Linked DNA regions of Homo sapiens: region 1 is linked to region 2. Evidence: read pairs that join two places in POLR2A ChIA-PET (ENCODE). Cell type or tissue: OCI-LY7. All regions are shown on one strand. Links, peaks and the distances in the headings refer to the core of each region. The heading gives the core; the rest is flanking DNA.

What was found. Peaks named below come from ENCODE experiments on the same cell type or tissue, not always from the same donor. Only the 100,000 strongest peaks of a DNase experiment are listed, where the experiment ranks them.
Region 1: POLR2A ChIA-PET joins it to region 2 with 7 read pairs; 1 of 35 experiments calls an interaction of 5 or more read pairs at or near these places.

The regions. Positions count from the first base shown.
Region 1 is chr5:96,436,851-96,442,241 of GRCh38, reverse strand. The region is part of intron 4 of LOC101929710 (a long non-coding RNA gene); the gene reads right to left. It also overlaps a transcript of CAST not described here and the pseudogene LOC102724070. Among named protein-coding and RNA genes, the nearest start is that of PCSK1, 6.3 kb to the right of the region's middle. In OCI-LY7, for the core only: CTCF peaks have their summits at 1,930 and 2,131; DNase peaks (open chromatin) are centred at 2,211 and 2,561; H3K4me3 peaks cover 1,267 bases; H3K27ac peaks cover 1,390 bases.
Region 2 is chr5:96,685,082-96,690,472 of GRCh38, reverse strand. All of the region lies in intron 2 of CAST (calpastatin), which reads right to left. Among named protein-coding and RNA genes, the nearest start is that of CAST, 25 kb to the right of the region's middle. In OCI-LY7, for the core only: CTCF peaks have their summits at 2,191 and 2,402; a DNase peak (open chromatin) is centred at 2,432; H3K4me3 peaks cover 257 bases.

The DNA of each region.
Region 1 (5,391 bases), core at 143-5,142, 250 kb after region 2:
AGCTATTCCAGGTAACAGTGCTGGTAAGGGGTAGAGAGGACTCAAATACTTACCTGCTTAAAATATTAAACATCAAACTATTCCACATAAGTGGAAGGTAGAAGAAGCACTACAGACCTGAGTTCTGGTGTTAGCTCTGTGAGATTATCTATGCAAACTCTGTTAGCCTTGCTTACCTGTGACTCAGTTTACTTGCCTGTGAAGTGGGAATGGTAATAATGGTGTAGTGAGAAGCCAATAGATGGAAATCCTTGTGAAAATTGTAAAGTACTGTATAAACATCAGTTATCATTATACTCCTACAATCATGGCTCTTGCAGGCTGGATCCAAACCTTCCCACAGGAAGCTGGGAAATGGAAATGAAGTCATTGTGTTACTACTCAATCACCCATACGCATAATCACAGAAAGGCTGTTTCTAATACCAGGAGGTGGGCAAGGTGGAGTAGCAATCACATTATAAAAAAGTGCCCCTTTTGACTATTTTCTCTGTGTGCCTCATGATCTGACCTCTACTGATGTTGAATGTCAAACGTACTAATGCCTGCTTTCTACATACTTTATACTTTTCCATCATACTTAATAATATTGAGTTTACATAGTCCCTTTTTTTCTAAGGTGCCACTTTCAATAAATGTGTTTAGAGAGGGCAACTTTCTAGTCTTCCCAGAGCCCTTAAACCCATCGCTACTGATTCTCCACCAAGAAATCAGAAGCAAATTGCTCCAAGAGGAAGGATCAGGTTCTCAAGGCAGATGTGTGAAGTTCACCCTGTGAGCCGTGGATAAACTACTTCACTTGCCTGCATTTTAGTGAATTGGAGTTAATAAAACTTGCTCTGGCTCTCTCAACGGGCTTATGGGAAAAGTCAATTGGGAATGTATAGAATTATGAGAGAAAGAAAAAAAAGAGGAAGGGGAACACACTAAAAATTAGTGAGTAGGAAAAAAGGGAGAAAGAGAGGTGAGAATTGAGTGCCAGAGCTAGTCAGTTTTACACTTTGAAATCATCTCTCTGTCCAAGATGCCTCCCTACTCCAGAATTTGACAAACTTGTGTAAGAAACTATTATGTAACTAGGGTGCTATTTTCTCAATAAAAATAACTATCATTTACTTGTACCAGACAATGTTGTAAGTATGTTATGTATAATAACTTCAACAGGTAAATTACTATTATACCCTCATTCCGTAAATGAGGAAACCAAAGCAAAGACATGTTCAAAATGTGTCTGGATGTTCCCAGCTAATAAGTGGCAGAGCTGAGAATCAAATCCAGGTGGTCTGTTTTGAGTCTGCTCTTATATCTGTGCTTAATGCTCTTTGAAATAGTGTTCATCTAGAGTTTGGGCACAGTTTATCAAATAGTGTCAGTTCTTCCATCGACTCTTAACTAGCTTTGCAAATAAAATTAAAGCCATTGCCTCTGCCTTTTCCAGCTGTAGAGCACTAGGAAAGTAGATGCTGGATCATCAACCATTGCACCCATGAAATACTTTCCCATACCTATTTCTTTCCTAGCTTTCTTAACGCCAAACCCTGACATTTCCCCCATGTGTATGTATGGCCCTACCCTAAATGATTGAGTAATTCTGACTGGAGAGTCAGAAGAACTTGAGTAGCCTTAAACGGACCCCCTCACCCTGCTGCCATTTATCCTACCCACCTCCCCCACCCACAAGTCCATCACTTTCCCAAGTCCATGGGCTTAGAAAAAACTTTTGCTACCTGCTCCTCTCCTTGGCATGTAACAACTCAGACCTGGCCAATACATGTTTGCTTGAGTTGGGGCACCCACTGGGCTTGCTGGTCTTAGCCTCTCTCTCTTGCTGTGAGTAAACAGCTACAGCTGCAGCGTGGGTAGGTCTGAACAGTAGAGGTACAAGTCTACAGCAGGGTCCAAGGAAAGAGCTAGAGACACGGATGCTCACAGGAGACATGCAGATACCATAACTGAGTGGAATAAGGCAGGCATAAGAGAGAAGCTCCAAACCCTCAATTCTCTCTGCTATTTTCCCCTTATAGAGTTAAGGATTTCTGAACTCCATTATAAGAAAAAAAAAAAAAAAGGTGGGATAAACATAATTGCAGAAATTCATACTTTGTCTCAGTGTCTGAGAACTGTAGGGGTCACTGTTTCCAGACTAACATTTTCTAGTTTATAAAGAGAAGCCAGAAAACCAGATTTTTGTTAGCTATTTCCTGAGTTTCAGTATCAGAAGCTTACTTAGAACTTTTAAAGTAATGTGCCGTGGGCCACTTCTGCTTTAGTACCTTTGTTTTCTCTTTCAGTTTTACTGATTGTACAATTTTTTTGCCTGTCATAACTGGGATCAGGATTGGTCCCTCTTCTAACCATAATTAGGGACAATTGTTGAAGGTCTTCTTTCCTCTACTTGTTTACAACAGCTTCAAGGATTATATTATTTTAAACAACAAGCAGATTAATCCCTGTGTTCACTGGAGGGAGGTGAGAAACAAAGGGGAAGTTAGGATCAGTCCATTATTATTTATCCCTCAGTGGCACCTGCTAGAAAGCAACCCCGAGGTGACCAATTTCTTACAGTTGGTTCGGGGGTGTGAAGCCTCCACCTTTAACTGTGCCTGATGTCTCTGGGGAAAACACCCTCAGTCTCTTTGCTGGGTGACAAAGGGATAGTTTTCTGCAATAAAGAGTGATGAGGGAAGCTGGGGAAGATTGCTTTTGAAACAGACTTTAAAGCAATCTTTTTTTATTTTCCAACCTATTTGCATCCTAATGTCAAGTTATTTGGTGCCTGCCAATTCCTCAGTCATGGGGAATTCTGAGGCATAGAAAGGGTTAGTTCTTGGCTTTCCCTGCTGCTGGATTAACATTTCATTTTCTTGGGTCTGCTAAATTAGTTGCTTTTTTGCTTTCATAATTTTTTGTGATTGCTTCTACTCCTGTTCTCCCCATTTCATAAGTTTATGTCCTTAAAAAAATCCCTTCTTTGTAGTTTTTGAGGGGTTTTAGTGGGGCATGAAAGGAGACACATATATTTAATCAACCAACTTTACCTGAAAGTATAGTAGCCAAACAAATAGATACACTCTAAGTGTCTTCCGTTACTTGATAAGTTGAAGTATACTTAACACATTTAATGGAAAGCTATGCAACCATTATAAATTATGCCAGTGAACAGTTATTGACATGGAAATATATCAGTATATTAAGTGGAAAGTGATAGGTTAATAGCATTAATAATAGTAGCAAACTAAGCGATTTCTCTGTCCTCACCCTTCTGCTAAGTATCTTAAATGGATTATTTCACTTAATCTCACAGAAAAATCTCCTGACATGTGGAATGAGAAGTTATGAATATCACAAACATAAATGTCTATGAAAGTAAAATTATTTTCATTTTCTCCAAAAATATAAATTTGGAGAGTATTACTACATTATGGCTCTCTGCATCATGAGTTTGTCAATAATTTTTACACCGAAATATTATTTTTCAAATAGTAACTTTACAGTGGAGAAATCTGGTTGATATGATACCATCTTAACCAAGTGATCAGAGATAACATCACTAGTAATTAGACATATGGACACCATGTACCTCCTGATACAAGTCAATGAAAATGACATAACATCACTTATTCCTACAAATGTTTAATCCCAGCCTAATCATTAGAAAACACCAGACAAACCAAAATTAAGGACCATAATATAAAATAACTGAATAGTACTCCTCAAAAGTTTTAAGGTTGTGAGAGACAAAGATAAAATATCCCAGTTTGGAGGAGACATAATAACCAAATGCAATAGGGAGTCTTAATTGAATACTGGACCATAAAAGAAGATATACTAATAGAACAGTTGGAAAAATATAAAGGTCTATAAATGAGTTAAGAATATTGTATCAATGTTAATGTTTTGGTTTAGCTAATAGTAATATGGTTACACCAGATGTAAACCCCAGGGAAAGCTGCATGAACGGTATACACAAGTTTTGTGTACTGTTTTTTCTTAATTTTCTGTAACTATAAAGTTATTTCAAAATAAAAAGTTGGAAAAATAAATTATCTTTTTTTAGTTGGCCAACTATACTATATTCTATTCTGGGTGCCACATTTAAAAAATTCTATTGAAAGACCCTATCCGGACAAGAGCAAGCAGAATGCCAAAGTGTTAAAAAGGTTGGGGATGTTTAACCTAGAGCAGAAAAAAGTTAGGCAAGATATAACAATCTGCCTTCGAAGTATGAATTGCTATCATGTATAAAAGAGATTGAGACTTGTCAGTGTGGTACTAGAGGGCAAAATTAGCATGCTTGACTGGAGGTAGTAATGAGGAAAGGTTTTATAATATCATTATAAGGAAGGACTTTGTAACCATTTCAGCCAATCCAAACCAAAGAATGGGTTGCTTTGGGAGACCAGGAATTGCCTAACAACTTGTTAAAAAATATCACAGAGGAGTGTCATGTATACCAGGCATGTTAAGTAGATCAGTGCGTCTCAAACTTTAATTGCGTATGAATCACTACGGACTCATTAACAATGCAGATTCTGATTCAGTAGTTCTGGGGTGGGGGCTGAGGGTCTGCATTTCTAACAAGCTTCCAAGTGATGCCTATAATGCTGGTATGTGGACAAGACTTTGAGAAGCAAGGAGCTGTATAATATTCAAGGTCACTTTTCAATACTAAAGTCTATAATTCTCATAGAAAGACATACTTCAGGAGCAGAGACAGCAGTTATGCACTGAGAGTTTAATACGAAAATGGCAATGTTTGAGAGCACAGAGGAAGCAAGAGCATTGCCTGCAAGCAGAAGCAGGGATGCTCTGCAACTCACTCAGTAAATGCATATTTTAAAAGAACCTGTTAAAGAAAGAACCTAAATACTTGTATATGGCCACATTTAATTATCCATTTTCATTAGAAAAGATCAATTATTTCTAGCAAGTGGAATTTATGGCACTCACTGCTTCCATTTTAATAATTCAATTCAATTCTACATTAAATTCAAGATTTTGTGTTTATCTAGTTCATTCAGCAAAAATCCTTCATAATTATTCATCCACCTCAAAGCCTTTGCAGTGTATAGACTTTGCTTTTTTACTCTTTTACTTCCATTTCTATAGGTCAGAGCATCCCAACCAGTAGAATTAAAGATGTCCCTCAAGATATTTGGTCTTCTAATCACTTGGGAAGGCCAGGTGAGTAGCTTGTTGCTGAGCTCTTGGAACTCAACCAAGTCGTGTCCACCACCTTGATGCTGTATTTACTTCAGCAACCTGCTGCAAGCATGTCTATTTCCATCATGTGAAAAGTGTCTGTGGATCTGCTGGAGGAGTTCATACTCTAAGTACTTAATTAGCATAGCACACCCACCAAAATTTGGTCACGGGAGGAGATATCATGAGA
Region 2 (5,391 bases), core at 126-5,125:
GGATCACCTGAGGTCAGGAGTTCGAGACCAGCCTGGCCAACATAGTGAAACCCCATCTCTACTAAAAATAAAAATTAGCTGGGTGTAATGGCGCATGTCTGTAACCCCAGCTACTTGGGAGGCTGAGGTAGGAGAATCGCCTGAACCTGGGAGATGGAGGTTGCAGTGAGCCAAGATCACACCATTGCATTCCAGCCTGGGCAACAGAGCAAGACCCCATCTCAAAAAAAAATAGATAAATAAATAAATTCACATACTGAATGAAATGTCCCATGTTCTAGGCCCTTAATAACACCCACTATGGTGAGCACACTCCAGTGAGTTGCTTGTTGTTGTTGTTCTTTTTTCTGATTACTCAGTTTCCGTGTGTCATCTCAAGTGGAACCCCTCAAGGTAGTCCAGCTCAAGTCTTTTTAGTCCTGAGGTTGCTGCACTGACCAGGAGTCAGGACAATGCTACTATTCTAGGGCTCTGCCTCTGCTTCCCTCAGAGCCTCATCTCCTACCTACAAAGGGAAAATAGCTATACCTACATCATGGGAATTGGAATGACTGAACTTGCTATATAATCTTGAATGAAAAGAGGGCATCACACAAGGAAGAAAGAGGGAAATGAAGAAGTAGAAAAGTGAATAACAAAAAAATGACAATAGAAGTAAGAAAGTCTATGGAGTTGGCCTCCATCTATAAGGTAGACTTCATAATATAAGTAATTTTATGATGAGTATCGGATACTAGTTAAAAGCACAGACTCTGGAAAGTGATTTCAATTCTGGGTTCTATTATTAAATAACTGTGTGGCCTTAGATGGGTTATTTAATCAAGCTGTGCCTCAATTTCCTTATCAGGAGAATGGGGTTGCCATAAGGCGCATGTGTGTGCTCATGTGTGCACACATGTATTTGCATGTGTATATAATGCCTATTTATGTGTTAGCTATTTTCATCAAATGATCTCTGGTGCTCTACTACCTTTACAGAATCTACAGAAAAAAAATGCTTACGGTATTCTCTTCCTTTCCTGCCAAACTAGTTCTCACAAGGGCATTAATAGTGAATATATTACCTAGAAATACCTACAGTTTAAAAGAAGATGCAGAAAAAGGCAATGAAAGATTAAGGAAATTGTTAATGGTAGAATTTCAGACATCAGCAAGCCACCTAGGAAAATACTATAACATAGTGCCTCCTAAATATATCTACTTGATAAGATTGTCCCTACAAGGGTGGGGATAGTGTGTGCATATAAACCTCTTTAAATTGTATGTAACATTTTGGAGAGTATTTTTTGTATTCGTACATGTGTGTAGCTTTCAGAGAAAAGATCACAGTTTCATCAGATTCCAAAGAGAATATGAACTAAAAATATTTCAGTATTCTTGCCCTCCAAGTTGTCTTTGTTCTTATTTTCTGTCTGTATTTAAGAGGTGCTTTTCTACTCAAACACGTGTGTGTGCCCCCACCCCTACACACAAGCACACAAAACATACACTCATATACACACACACAGCAGCAGCAGCCTTGCTCTGAAAGTATCTCTTAGGGGCCCCAAAGTAAAAAATCTCAAATACACAGCACTTCTCTCTTTAAGGTCTAAGCAGATACATGCATGGGTACTTTTCTGGTCATTGGTAAAACACTCTTATCTTACTCTTTTATTATCTATGCTGCTTATTGTTCTTTTTCTTCTGGTTTAATAAATACACTTAAGATTAAAAAAAGTAGGAAGAAGAAATAATAATTACTTAAAATCCTGTCATCCAAGACAACTAATTTCAGTTTTTTCCTATTTTTATACAAATACAAAAATATGCACATGATAACATATTATAAGTATGTTATATGAATAGAATTGTAATCTTACATTTAGAAAGATTTTTACCTAATATAAGCATTTTTGCCTGTCATTAAATGTTTTTCAAAACACAGTATTAAAAATGCCTTCGTCAGTATATCAGCGCTATGATTTTACTTAACTTCCATACAGGTGTTTCCTTCTTAGTTTGTTGTTATTATAAATAAAGCTATGATAAATATCGTTGGATATAAGTAAGTCATCATGTACACCTCTGATTATATACTTGGAATACATTCTTAGAATTGGGATTTCTGGGTCAAAAAGGCTTTTCTTATTTATGACGCAGTCACTTGTTCCACATTTCTAATTTGTTTTAATTAAAGGAAAAGTTTAATCATATTTCTAACATTTTCAAAATTGTTGGTGAGTTTTTATTATTCAAAGAAAATTTATATATAAAGTCAAGACCAAACATTTTCTCAAAACACACACACATCCTAACATGTACTCATTCAGAAAGAAAAAATCAACAATGTGTGATCACTGCTGAGCCAAGAAATATATTTTTCCATAATTTTTTAACACTGTACCACAGCAAGGAATTACCTACTTTTAACCACTGGGTGTCCCCTGAACTATATGGTTAACATGCAGGCAGATAGCACCATATCACGTTTAACAAATGTCTAACCTTTCTTATTGGCGCTGGTAGTAAGAACCCTCATTATCTTTTAAATTCGCCAGTCATTCAGCTTTCAATTTCACTAGTGAAATAAGTATATTGTATCAGATTTTACTGAGTCTACTTGCTGTATTAAGAAAGTACACAGGAAAAAAAGTGACAAAATTATATTCAGAGAAGCAATTTTTATCTTAAGTACTAAGTGAAACCAAAAATGGGATGTTATTATAAGATTGTTTTAGCTCTCAGTTTCCTATAAATAGTTTTCTTCAAAATTGTAGATTTCAGATTTTAGAATGATATATTTCTAGAATGGTACTAAAGTCCAAAAATTCTGGTCCTTAAGCTTGAATTAGATCATTTAGGAATGAGAGGCTTGATGTGCAAAAGAGAGAGCCCAAAAATACCAACTTTAATGTGAATAACAAACTAGGAGGTCTAGAATCGTAATGATTAAGACAAACAAATTTTTAGAATTCACTTGTTAGTTCTTTCCAAACAACATCTTTCTTATTTGATGTTTCTTAATTAATAAATGAATTCATTTATCAATAAACAACTGGCAGAGAACAGTACCAAACAATCCAAGACATCTATAACATGTGAAGTGTCTCAGTCACACTGACAAAGATTCTCTCCTTGACTAAATTCTAATCAGGCTCCTCTGAGCTCTTTTTCAATTAGGCCTCATTGTTGGACTTCCACGTTCATCTCTGCACTACCCACTCATAGCAAGAATACTGACAGGCTACTTTAGTCAGAATCCTCCATTCTTGCTATCCGATCAAGTCCCCTCATCCTCCACCATCCGCCAGGTGAGATCTGATCACCCGCTGGCCTTAAGCAAGAATCCTATAGGTCACTTTTCCCAGAATCCGCCTTATCCCTGATGTTTCCTTTTAATTTTCCATCCAACGATCCCTGGCCCTGCTCCTAGCTAAAAATCCCCACTTTTCTTCATTATATTTGGAGCTAAATACTACCAAGGCCTTGAATAACTATAATAGAATGCAATATTTGAGAATGATGTACATGGAATTAGATTGTTAAAATTAAGGTTGGCTATGGAGTCAACTCTTGGAAAAACCAGCCACCCCTATAATTTCTCCCCTCTTACTGCAAAATTCCCTTGCAGTGGTCCCTACACCTATAGCAATGGTCTGGAATGAAGTCTGCCTTACTATTGTTTAACAAGTAACATGAATATTTTTTTCCTTACAGAACTTATCTCTTTTTGTGTAAGTAAACACTGACTTCATTTTTCATTGCTTTATCTGCTGTTCTTTACATAAATCTACATACATTGGAAGAAGAATCTACCATGCAGAATCTCCACATACTCAGCACCCTCTCAATCATAATCACAGTACAATGGAAACCTTCTATTACTCCACAAAAACAGCTTGGAAGAGAACTGATACTATCCCAGTCTCCAATCAGGACCTTGCCTCAGCCCCCATCCCTCTGGAAATATCAGCATTTCAGCCCTACTGACCCTCCACTTCTTCCTGCACCCCCCACACTGATGACAGGGAGCACCCAGCTTCCTCTACCTCTTTGCTTGCTGCTTCTTTGACTTGAGTTATCCTTCCCACTTTCTACATGTAGGCATTTATCAACACTTGATTTTAGTTTCTCTCTCTTCTCTCTCTACACTCTTTTCTTCAATAATTTTAACCAGGAATTTTGGTAGTGAGGGTTAGAGGCAGAGATGGAATTGGAGCTTGAGCAGTTTCAAAGGAATTGCTTTAAAACAGTTTATGATGAAGATTGAGCTAATATGTAGTCTAAAGAGGAGTCATGAAATAAAGAGTGAAAAAAAAAAGGAATAATCAAAAGATCTAAAGGACAAGGTCCTGGGAGAAGTGGGAAGAAATAGTATCAGTAACTGATCCCTCCAACCAAAGCCTCCCACAAGGTCCACTGACTCTGAAACTGCAGCTCTCTTAGTGTGCTCTACTGTATTCCCACAATATGGCAGAGTGAGTTGGTCAGGGGGGAAAAGGAGAGGTCATTTGAAAAAGAAAAAAAAATGAAAGAAAAAAGAAATAAAGAAATCAATGTTTATGTGTGCTACGCACCATGCTATGCACTCCACAAGAATTATTTCAGTGTTACTCAAAATGTGCTCAAAAGACCACTGGCATAAGAGAAGAATCACCTGGAGTGATTGGCAAAAATACTGATTCCTTGGGCCCACCTTAGATCTAAATCAGTCTCTGGAGATGGAGCCTAGGAGTCTGAATTTCTCATACCATCCCCAGGTGATTCTTAGGCACAAAAAGAGTTGATAATCACTGCATTATCTCATGCCATATCCTGAAAAATGAGAAACAGAGAGTTTTAAATTTGTTTTGGTACTAATACAATGCTCTACACATTTACTAAGCATTCTGTAATAATGATACTTGAAAATAAAAGACTATGATGTAAATTTGCCATGAGATTTTGCTCTCACAAATGAACTATTTTTATAATGTACAAGCCATTATGTATTTTGTTATGTGGAAAAATAATATTGACATTACGATAAGAATCATACATATTCAGTCCTTAGATAAGACAGATATCTTGCTATGGGTATGATTTCAGGTTATTGTCCCTTTTGAACCAGTCATCCCATTATTTTTGAGAAGCTAAGAAAGTCTGAAGAATAAAAAAAGTTAACTTTAAACATGTTATTTCTGGAATAATATTTAATCCATCTGTCCATGAGGTTTCTAGTGCTTATGATCTGTGCTGAAGTGAACTGAACATCCATTCAATTCCGTCAATATTTTGTTAGTATTTTACTCTGATTCCACAAGCAATAAAATATAATCTCTTCAGAGACAATTTGGTGGGACCTAAGATCTTAGGTAATTCAGCTCATAAATCTAAAATAAGATAATGAAGGGTATATTATTATTGTAT